Regions from separate parts of the Homo sapiens genome. Here region 2 is linked to region 1. The links are chromatin contacts, found by Hi-C or POLR2A ChIA-PET in ENCODE. All regions are on one chromosome and are shown on one strand. Each heading gives the region's core, a stretch centred on a gene start or an enhancer-like site at or near the end of the contact. The rest is flanking DNA. Distances are from core to core; before and after follow the strand shown.

Region 1 (5,712 bases), core at 1,451-3,950:
TGGCACAATCTCGGCCCACTGCAACCTCCACCTCCCGGGTTCAAGCAATTCTCTGCCTCAGCCTCCCGAGTAGCTGGGATTACAGGCGCCTACCACAATGCCCAGATAATTGTTGTATTTTTAGTAGAGACGGAGTTTCACCATCTTGGCCAGGCTGGTCTTAAACTCCTGCCCTCATGATCCACCCGCCTTGGCCTCCCAAAGTGCTGGGATTATAGGTGTGAGCCACCACGCCCAGCCAACAATAACATTTTATATAGACAAAGACACAAAACCAATTGGTGTGATATAAAATGTCAATGCTTAAGTTACAATTTTCTATAAAAGTGCCTAAGTTACTTAATAATCCAAATAAACTGTATTATAAGCAAAGACTCACCTTAACATTGATGTAAATTATCTTAAATAATGCACTTTGTTGGAAACAGATTCATTTATTTATAGTTACTAATTTATTTACAGAATCATAGTGGTTCACAAAACTTAAAACCTGAAAATCATCTCTTTACCTGGTTATGATAAGCCGATCCAAATTGATTCTCTGTTGCTTCGCAATCCATGCTGTACGATACAACTTTTCAGCTGTCTTAAGTACATCTGCATTGAGCCTCTGAATGAGCTGTTTCTCAGAGTTTACATATAAGCGTTCCTGCTTGAGGTGATGAGCCAGAGTATGAATATCTAGTTTCACCATCTTCAATGTGGGAAAGGCTCAAAGGCTGATCACTAAGAGTAAAAAGATAAAGATTTAAAGTTTATGTATGTCACTTAAGTTCTTTTCTAAAATCAAAAGGGACAGGAGAATACTTTAAGAATTCAGTTACATTTGGGCAGGCGCGGTGGCTCATGCCTATAATCCCAGCACTTTGGGAGGCCAAGGCGGGCGGATTACAAGATCAAGAGATCGAGACCACCCTGGCCAACATGGTGAAACCCCTGTCTCTACTAAAACACAAAAAATTAGCCAGGTGCGGTGGGGCGCGCCTGTAGTCCCGGCTACTCAGAAGGCTGAGGCAGGGGGATTCCTTGAACCCGGGAGACAGAGGTTGCAGTGAGCTGAGATTGCATCACTGCACCCCAGCCTGATAACAGAGCAAGAATCGTTCTCAAAAAAAAAAAAAAAAAAAAAAAAAATTAGGTTACATTTGATGCCACTTTTAACTCTAATTTTCAAATAATCTCTATCTTTTTATTACAGAAGTATTACAGGTTCAGCATAGAAAAATTGGTAAATACAGATAAGCAAAAAGAAAAAAAAGCTCACTGCTAAGGCCACCGCTTAGAGACAGGTGCTGTAAACCCTGTGTATATCCTCAAATACAATGTCTATTTGTTAACCCCAGAGTTATCCTTGACTGTGCTCTTTCTAATCACAATCAAAATATCCTGTTGATTCTATCTTCAAAATATATTTAAAATCTGACTACTTATTCCCCCCTCCATTGCTAATCACATCAATTCTCACTAGGAGGTGCATAATCACCACATCCTAAGTGATCTCGCTGCTTCCTTTCTTGTACTTCTAGAGTCTGTTCTCTACATAGCATAGTGAATTAAAAAGTCAGATCACAGCCGGGCGCGGTGGCTCACGCATGTAATCCCAGCACTTTGGGAGGCCAAGGCAGGTGGATCACCTGAGGTCAGGAGTTCGAGACCAGCCTGGTTAACATGATGAAACCCCGTTTCTACTAAAAATACAAAAATTAGTTGGGTGTGGTGGTGTACACCTGTAGTCCTAGCTACTCGGGAGGCTGAGGCAGGAGAATTGTTTGAACCTGGTAGGCGGAGGTTGCAGTGAGGTGAGATCATGCCACTGCACTCCAGCCTGGGCAATAGAGTGAGACTCTATCTCAAAAAACAAAACAAAACAAAACTTAAGTCAGATCACTTCATTCCCCTACTGGAAACCATCCACAGGCTTTATTTCATGATAGAATGAAATCTGAAGGTCCTATATGATCTACCCCTGGCTACTTCTCCAATTTCCTCTCCTACAATCCCACCCTAGTTCACACAGCTCCAGAACATCTGCCTTCTTGCTGTTCCTTGAACAGGCCAAGCATGTCCCTCTCTCAAAGTGTCCACATTTGCTGACCTCTCTGTCTGGAAGGTTATCCAGTATCTTCATTCCATTCAGATCTCTCCACTCAAACGTGTATTTAGAAAGGCCTTCTCAGACAACTCCTTCTAAAATAGAAAATATAACTTCCTAATCCCTCTTCTGGCCTTTTAAAAAAGCACTGCCCCTATCTAGCATTATATTACAGATATCTACCTGCATGTTAATCGTGCTTATTGTGAGGCTTCCCCACTAGAAGGTAAGTGACAGCAGGGCCAAGCCTTGTTTGCTTTGTTCATTCACAGCTGTAATTTCAGGGACTAGGAGACGGCCTAGTTCACAGCAGGAGTTGAATAAATATTTGCCAAAGGAATAAATGAAATCTCACTACTCTTATTTATCTAGCAGCTAAACAAACTGATACAAATAGCACACATATTTTAAAGCATTATTATTTAAGCTATGCCCTTGAATCTAGAATTTGTGCCAGATCACAAATGTTAAATCAACAACAGAAATACCTGTGGCACAGATAACAAAACATAATATTGTGTGTCTGGGCAGCAGACAGTCATCAAGTTAGCAAAAAATTTCTTGGGTTGGGCACGGTGGCTCACACCTGTAATCCTAGCACTCTGGGAGGCCAAGGCAGGTGGCTCACTTGAGGTCAGGAGTTTGAGACCAGCCTGGCCAACATGGTGAGACCCTGTCTCTACTAAAAATACAAAAATTCACCAGGCGTGGTGGCAGGTGGCTGCAATCCCAGCTACTCAGGAGGCTGAGACAGGAGAAACTTGAACCCAGGAGGCAGAGGTTGCAGTGAGCTGAAATCGCACCACTGCACTCCAGCATGGGCAACAGAACGAGACTGTCTCCAAAAAAATAGGAGAAAAAAAAAAAAAAGGCCAGGCACAGTGGCTCACACCTGTAATCCCAGCACTTTGGGAGGCCAAGGCAAGGGGATCACCTGAGATCAGGAGTTCAAGACCAGCCTGACCATCATGGAGAAACCTGGTCTCTACCAAAAACACAAAATTAGCCGGGCATGGTGGCACATGCCTGTAATCCCAGTTACTCAGGAGACTGAGGCAAGAGCATTGCTTGAACCCAGGAGGCAGAGGTTGCAGTGAGCTGAGATCGCGCCACTGCACTCCAGTCTGGTGACAGAGTAAGACTCCATCTCAAAAAAAAAAAAAAACCTAAGAACTATATGTGGCCGGGTGTGGTGGCTCACACCTGTAATCCCAGCACTTTGGGAGGCTGAGGCAGAGAATTGCTTGAACCCGGGAGGTGGAGGTTGCAGTGGGCCGAGATTGTGCCACTGCACTCCAGCCTGGGCAACAAAGCAAGACTCTCTCTCAAAAAAAAAAAAAAAGGAAGAAAGAAAGAAAGTGTTAGGATGTCTGCAACTTGTACATGGTTCAGCAAAAACATTAAGAGAATTTTTTTAAATATAGCTAAATATAAACTGTTGAACTGAGGTGGTAGGTATATAATGATCGCTGTGCTATCTTTCAATGGTTTTTGTATGTTAGAAATTTTTCATAATTAAAAAATGGGGTAAAATACTTTAGAAATTCTCAAACTGTGCCTTTCTTGCTGCTTAATTCAATGTAATTGAACAAATATATGACTGAGTTTCGCTGGAGCCTAGCCAAATCGCCTAATCTCAAGGAGCTCACAACCTAATTACAATTGAAATATTGTTCAAGATAGAAAGAGAACATAAAATGTTTTCAATGACACAGCAAAATATGAGCCAATTCATGCAATTTAGAAATTAAAGTCTTCAAACACAACTTTACGTTAAAAAATTAACACATGAGGCTGGGCATGGTGGCTCATACCTGTAATCCCAGCACTTTGGGAGGCTAATGTGGGCGGATCACTTGAGCTCAGGAGTTCAAGATCAGTCTGGCCAACATGGTGAAACCCCGTCTCTACTAAAAATACAAAAACTAGCCGGGTGTGGTGGCGCATACCTGAATGCCAGCTACTTGGGAGGGTCAGATGGGAGGATCGCTTGAACCCGGGAGGCGGAGGTTACAGTGAGCTGAGATCGTGTCACTGCACTCCAGCCTGGGTGACAGAGCCAGACCCTGTCCCAAAAAAAAAAAAAAAAAAAAAGATTGAGGAAAAGGGTTTGATAATTTAAAAAGTATACCAATTTGTTCTGCTTTTCTAAGACACCACTATAATATCAGAGGAGTTCAGGGTCACCAGGAATAGCTTAAATAAAATTTAGACATGAATAACTAAAAGTAGGAAAATTTTTACAATACTGAAGACAACAGAAAAGTACAGACATTAGGAAATAAATCAGTTTGTTTCCTGAAAAGTAACAATAACATGACCATCAAACTAACAATAATAATATTAATATCAAACTAGCATTTATTTAGGAGTTATGCCAAGTACTCTGCTATTCTTTTTCCTAATTGAACTCTTACAACCCTGTGACAGGTGTACTCTCATTATCCTCATTTGACAGTTGAGAAAAGTATTGACATATCTAGTATGTAGCTAAGTCAAGATTCAAACAAACTCAGTTCTGTCTGACTCGAAAGAAGCACTTGCTCTCAATCAACTAATCTAAACATTTTGTCAGTAACATCTACTTTAATTTCTAGTTCTGTTAAAAATTTACTCCTTAAAGTTCCTGTTACCTATTGGTTTTTATAGAACTTTATTTGGCTTCTGATGACATCTACTTCATTTGAGTTTACACCCAAATACCACACAAAACATAGTGTCTCCAGCCCTTATCTCTTGACTGAGCTTAAATTCTTTATTTCCTCTACCTGCAAAACATCTGAATATCAAGACAGAATTTCAGAATTGAAAAGTTTATTAAAAGCCATTTCTCTCAGCACCATAGGAAAGTTTGAAAAAAAAAAAAAAAAACCATTTTAGCTGGGTACGGTGGCTCACGCCTGTAATCCCAGCATTTTGGGAGGCTGAGGCAGGTGGATCACAACGTCTGGAGTTTGAGACCAGCCTGACCAACATGGTGAAACCCCGTCTCTACTAAAAAATTCAAAAATTAGCCGGGCATGGTGACACGCGCCTGTAGTCCCAGCTACTCAGGAGGCTGAGGCAGAAGAATTGCTCAAACCCAAGAGGTGAAGGTTGCAGTGAGCCGAGATCACGCGCTGCACTCCAGCCTGGGCGACAGAGCGAGATTCCGTCTCAAAAAAAAAAAAAAAAAGCCATTTTGGCCGGGCGCAGTGGCTCATGCCTGTAATCCCAGCACTTTGGGAGGTGGAGGCGGGTGGATCACTTGAGATCAGGAGTTCGAGACCAGCCTGACCAACACTGTGAAACCCTGTCTCTACTAAAAATATAAAAATTGGCCAGGCACAGTGGCTCACGCCTGTAATCCCAGCACTTTCAGAGGCCGAGGTGGGCGGATCACGAGGTCAAGAGATTGAGATCACCAACATGGTGAAACCCTATCTCCACTTAAAAACACAAAAATTAGCTGGGCATGGTGGTGCACACCCGTAGTCCCAGCTACTAGGGAGGCTAGGGCAGAAGAATCGCTTGAAGCCAGGAGGCGGAGGTTGCAGTGAGCTGAGACTGTACCACTGCACTCCAGACTGGCAACAGAGTGAGACGCCATCTCAAAAAAACAAAAACAGAAACAAAAACTT
Region 2 (5,712 bases), core at 1,381-3,880, 47 kb before region 1:
TCTCACTAGATCTCACCATGACAGTGCTGCTGCTGGAATAGAGCACTTTTGTGCATGCAATGATGTCAGAGGCACTCCTAGAGAATCTAGACATTCTTGGGGAGTGCTGGAATTGTACCTGAGATGCATAGAGAAAAAACGTACCACAATCACAAATGCAGCACTGTTTACTGACAGGACCATTACTCTGTCAAAATCAGCACATCAAAAATATTATCCTGGAATCTAAAATAGTAGTCAACTGGGTTGTTAAAGCAAGGGATTGCTATAGATCTACAGGACAAAGTTCCATAGTGAAACACAAACTCCTGGGTTAGTCCTAGGCCAGGCAGGTGACCATAAATGTTCACATTCTGGTAGAATCCCATTTTCTAAAAATTATACAAACACATCGAAATCACTAGATTTTATATATATATATACACACACACACACACACTTATGTGTATATATACATATACGTATTTTGTGTGTGTGTGTTGTGTTTCCAGCAGCTAATAGCAGCTAACATTTATTGAGCACTTACCACATGCCAGGAACTGTGCTAAGTACCTTACAGAGATTATCTCAACTACTGATCAAACAACCTTACAGAGAAACGTTGTTATCATCCTCATTTTACAGAAGACGAAATCAAGACATAGACAGCTTAAGTAGCATGCTCATCGGCTCTTCTTTTGTTCTCATGAAACAAACACATGGTATTCATGTCTCCGTGAAATTGTAGTAAACTGCAGTTGACCCTTGAACAACATGGGTTTGAACTGCACAGGTCCATTTATACACAGTTTTTTGCAATCAAATGCAGATTGAAGATACTGTATTAGGCTGGGCACGGTGGCTCACGCCTGTAATCCTAGCACTTTGGAGGCCGATGCGGGCAGATCACCCACGGTCAGGAGTTCGAGACCAGCCTGGCCAACATGGCGAAACCCCAACTCTACTAAAAATACAAAAATTAGCTGGACATGGTGGCGCATGCCTATAATCCCAGCTACTCGGGAGGCTGAGGCAGAAGAATCACTTGAACCCAGGAGATAGAGATTGCAGTGAGCTGAGATCGCGCCACTGCACTCCATCCTGGGCAGCAGGGCAAGATACTGTCTCAAAAGAAAAAAAAAAAAAAGAGAGAGAGAAAAGAAAAAGAAAACACTACATTTCACACAGAGCTGTGAAACAAGCATATAGGGAAGGCCAACTTTTCACATACACAGTTTCCACAGGGCCAACTGCAGGACTCCAGTATGCACGGATTAGGGTATGAAGTGGGGGGGCAAGAGTCCTGGAACCAATTCCCTGAGTATGCTGAAGGACAATTGTATATAGACAGGATTCCCAAAGTAATTTAGTATTTTTGCTATAACAGTATTTGAATTCATAAGAGATTCTTAATAAAATCTGATCTGTCTCCAAATGTAAACTGATAAAGCATTTATCATTACAGAATCTTGTTTTGAAGGGGAAGTACGTTGTGGCTACTGCCTTTTTTTTTTTTTTTAATAGAAACAAGGTCTTGCTCTGTCACCCAGGCTGGAGTGCAGTGGCACATAGCTTAATGTAACCCCAAACTCTTGGCCTCCAGCAATCCTCTCACTTTGGCCTCCCAAAAAGAGCTGGGATAATAGGCATGCTCCACCTCACTCAGTTGGTTATTACTTTTCAGTGCTGTTGAGAGGTCTGAAAAAGGGACAATACAATACATTATGGCCAAACACAGTGAGAGCCACAATGTTGCTTATAATCTTTATTTCTATTAACACTGTTCTTAAAAATTTTACCCCCAGAGAATAATTAAACAAAAAATGCAATTTATATAAATCTGTAATATTTTCATAATAAAAAATTGGGAACAATTTAAATAGCCATTAGTAAGAGAACGTTTACACTGCAGTAAAACCATGACAGATTATTTTATAGCTAATAAAAATGATATAAAACCCAACTATGTCTAAAAATTGGGGGAGGTTTTATAAAATAACTTGGTAAAAGAAGAATACAAAGTCACATGCATAATCTAATTCAGTCAAGAAAAAGCCACGTACAAATATGGAAAAAGATTAGGAGATAACAGGAAAAGAACAGTAGTTAGGGTCACAGAATTATGAACAGACTGCTAGGAAATTTCCTCCTATAACATTTTTAAATTGGTTTAATGAAAACTTTCAATGAGTCATTAATAAGGACTGGGTAGAAATTTCTGGACCAGTAAGGAAGCTAATCTGCTTGAATCACAGCCAAAGAAAATAAATTACTTTATGAAAAAGACTTATTCTACTCTACTTAGCTTCTAGTTCCAGTATCAAGAACCAAGAAAAATATATTGCCTAAAGAGGATAAGTAAAATATAACTCCTTCAAACAAACAAACCATAATAATAATTTATAACTTCTTCAGAATTGTTGATTCAACATTTTAAAAACATGAGATGTCATTAAGAGTAATTCACTTTGTAAACGCTAGTGTTCTTCTAACATTAGGAACATGTCGTAAGGATACAGAAATACTTTGCCAAAAGGACAATGTCTTTCCAGCTCTTCCCAATCAGACTGGAAGGTCCTGAAGAGTCATGTGTGATTTGACTTAATACCCACAACACTTAGCACAGTGCCTGGCATGAGTCACATGGTCAACAAGTATTTACTGATTGAATAGGACAGGCTTAGCTGCTCTCAGCAGGGAACTGTGGCCTGTAAGCACATCTCCTGCTGTTCAAAACCCTTTATTCTGGGGAAATCACCATTTCAAATAAAGCAAGGACTTATATGCTAGGATATGGAAATACATATAAATATATGGAACCAACCATTAGAATAATAGGCATTAAAATGGGATTCTACCTGTAATGCTGAACTCTTTGATGAGGATGTTCTTATCCTATTATCTATCCCATTTTTAAATAAAATTGTTTAATGAAAAAAATTTTCACTTTAACTTAGTAGGAAAACAATTCAAAATCAAAAAAAAGAGGTGAGAAATGAACTTTCCTCTAGACCAGGGGTGTTCAATCTTTTAGCTTCCCTGGGCCACACTGGAAGAAGAAGAATTGTCTTGGGCCACACATAAAATACACTAACACTAATGATAGCTGATGAGCTTAAAAAAAAAAAAAAAGGGTTCCTGCATAAATCTCATACTGTTTTAAGTTTATGAACTTGTGTTGGGCTGCATTCGAAGCTGTCCTGCTGTCTTGGGCTGCCTGTGGTCTGCGGTCCGTGGGTTGAACAAACTTGCTCAAGATGCTCTATAATAGCCACTGGAAACAATACACAGCTATCAAACCCAAGACTGGGTCATTAACACTACTCTCAAACTGTCCTTTTAGGGTGCTCATTCATAATGTGCCAAAAAGCAGCTGCAGAAATACAAACGCTTAATCAGGTAAAAACCCAACCCCCAGCTGTATTTTCCTTGGGTCAGATGGCAATGTTAAAATGGTTCAAGCTGTAAAAAATTAGTAAAGTTTTTAAAACTTTCATTATAATGGTTGGCATTTATGATACTGTTTGAACAAACACTTTATCACAAAAAAGGAAACGATTAGGTAAAACAGAATTTCACTGTGATCCTGAATAATCAAGAACAAACTGTAGATGAAAATAAATGTAGAATTCTACGATCAATGTTAGAGAAAACTATTCAATCAATGATCCAAAGATACAGCATGCACAGCACCAAAACTGTCACCACACTTTCCTAAAAGGCACTGTGTGTCATCATCCCACTAGATGTTGAGTTGTAGGGTATGCCTAGAGGCTCAGGATCAGGGGCCTCATCATAAACGGAGTTATGATAATGAGGATGATGATGGTGGTGGCAGTCTGCAGGAAGAGCACACAGGTTTACTGTGGCCACCAACTGGAAACCACAGAGCTATGAAGAACATACTCCCCACTGTACACACAGACACACTCTTCTAGAAAGGCAACGCTTATGGCACCCAAGAAAAAGTGTTATGAAATATGTGCTCTGGGAATGAAGGAGCCAGGAAGTCCATGGGTCTACAAACCTGTGAGTGTTGAGAATCTGTCAGGCCCCAGATCATCTTTGTCTTTTTCTTGTTTTTCTTTCTTTCTAAATGGTATAGGAGCTGGAAATTAAATAAAGTCAGTAGTGTGACATATAACATACTGCACTACTCGGAAGTTAACTGGTGTGCCAACATTTCTAAGTGAAAGGAGGCTGAAAAGTTTAAAAGCTAAGAAATTCCAAGTGTTGACTGATAATTGTCCTTAAAATAGTAATGAAGGTTTTTAAAGGAACTTTCAGAACCTGCTTCGGAGTCATCTGTCATAGGAAGAATAATTTAACAGGAATCCATTGGGACTAAAATCAAAACCACTGACTCTTAACCTCTGCTCAAAAACACATTCAAAACTCCTAGCTTCATTCTCTCCTCCTCATCAAGCGCTTGAGTATGGCGTGAAAGCAGCTCTCCCCAGAGTTCCTGAGTGCCACCGTGCTGAGAAGAGGCCTTTGGAATAAGTTTCTAGCTTTACTCCTGGATGCTCTCTTCTTTCAGGAAGAGATGCTTTTGCCAACTCAAATGATGCCAGGCTGTTCACCAAAAAAGTAAACAATTTTATACAGCTACCTTCCAAAATAAACACTCACTGATATTTACAGTATAAACATTCTCAATGAACATAGACATAAAAAGCTTCAACTTATTCCAGGAATGTAAAGGATGAGTTTTCAATGTTTAATTACCAATAACGTCCCATTTTCCTGCAATAATTAATAGCAATATATATGTCAGAAGTCCTCTATATGTTTAACTTCAATGGTATATGATATTTAAACAATAGTGACAGGCATGACTTCCATTTATGAAACCACTATCACTTCCTGCAAAGAACAAGAACATTTCTAAAGCTCTGCCTTAGCATTCATCTGAGTGGAACCACTTTCTACACCCTCAAAGTAGCTAGAAACTTAAGCCCAGCAAGTCTTACAGAGGAGTTGAGACATTGGCTCTCTGAAAGAGATTCTGGGGCTTTGCTTCTTATTGCTAATACAGCGTTCTAATATTTTATAAAATTACCTTTAGGCATGGCTGAAACAAAACGTTTTCTCCACCAAGGTCTGTTCCTGTCTGATTTCTCATCATCGCTATCTTTGCGTTCTTCAGTCTGTAGAAAAAGTTGGAGGCTTTATTTGGAGTTGGATAGCAGGATAAATTACTAAGAAAAGGATTTCTTTTTGTTTGTTTTTGTTTTGTTTTGAGATAGGATCTCATTCTGTTGCCCAGGCTGGAGTGCAGTAGCACAATCACAGCTCACTGCAGCCTCGACTTCCCTGGCTCAAGCGATCCTCCCCGTATCAGCCTCCCAAGTAGCTAGGACCACAGGTGTACACACCACCATGCCCAGCTAATTTTTTATTTTTATTTTGTAGGGACAGGGTCTTACTATGTTGCTCAGGCTAAAAAGGATTTAAGTAAGTTTGTGAAATAAGAAAGTCAGTCTTGTTTGCCTTAAGGCACAACTCTTATTGCCACGTAGGTGACTTTTGGAGCACGGTAGTTTACCTTTTCAGCACCACTGTCATCTGCTTGAGGGCAGGCACTATCTCATTACTGTTAATAAACTGAAGCCTTAATACAGAGCCTGGTATAGACTAGGCACTCAATAAATACTTATGAAAAAAGTAAATGCAGTACAAATAAACTCCAGAAGGGCAGTAGAGATGGTAGCAGTAGTATTAATAATAATA

Evidence for each region. Hi-C counts contacts between places; a loop is a spot of excess contacts on that map. ChIA-PET counts read pairs that join two places held with the same protein, here RNA polymerase II (POLR2A). Pooled maps may share reads with other maps.
Region 2: a map of psoas muscle shows a loop between it and region 1 (1.8-fold over the local background). The contact joins two enhancer-like sites. A Hi-C loop is called at or near these places in 2 of 168 maps with a recorded cell type or tissue (both psoas muscle) and 4 of 50 pooled maps. POLR2A ChIA-PET finds 5 or more read pairs at or near these places in 8 of 52 experiments (A673, Caco-2, H1 and 5 more).

What each region holds. Positions count from the first base shown.
Region 1 is chr9:125,293,904-125,299,615 of GRCh38, reverse strand. It overlaps GAPVD1 (GTPase activating protein and VPS9 domains 1), which reads right to left. Exons shown (of 28, transcript NM_001282680.3): 3 at 4,042-4,158; 4 at 510-726. The coding sequence starts at 694. Among named protein-coding and RNA genes, the nearest start is that of GAPVD1, 35 kb to the right of the region's middle. Within about 2 kb of position 2,700, at least 4 of the 41 ENCODE cell types and tissues checked have a DNase peak (open chromatin) inside an H3K27ac peak, as active enhancers do.
Region 2 is chr9:125,340,594-125,346,305 of GRCh38, reverse strand. It overlaps GAPVD1 (GTPase activating protein and VPS9 domains 1), which reads right to left. Exons shown (of 28, transcript NM_001282680.3): 18 at 5,042-5,129; 19 at 4,007-4,087. Among named protein-coding and RNA genes, the nearest start is that of GAPVD1, 82 kb to the right of the region's middle. Within about 2 kb of position 2,630, at least 2 of the 41 ENCODE cell types and tissues checked have a DNase peak (open chromatin) inside an H3K27ac peak, as active enhancers do.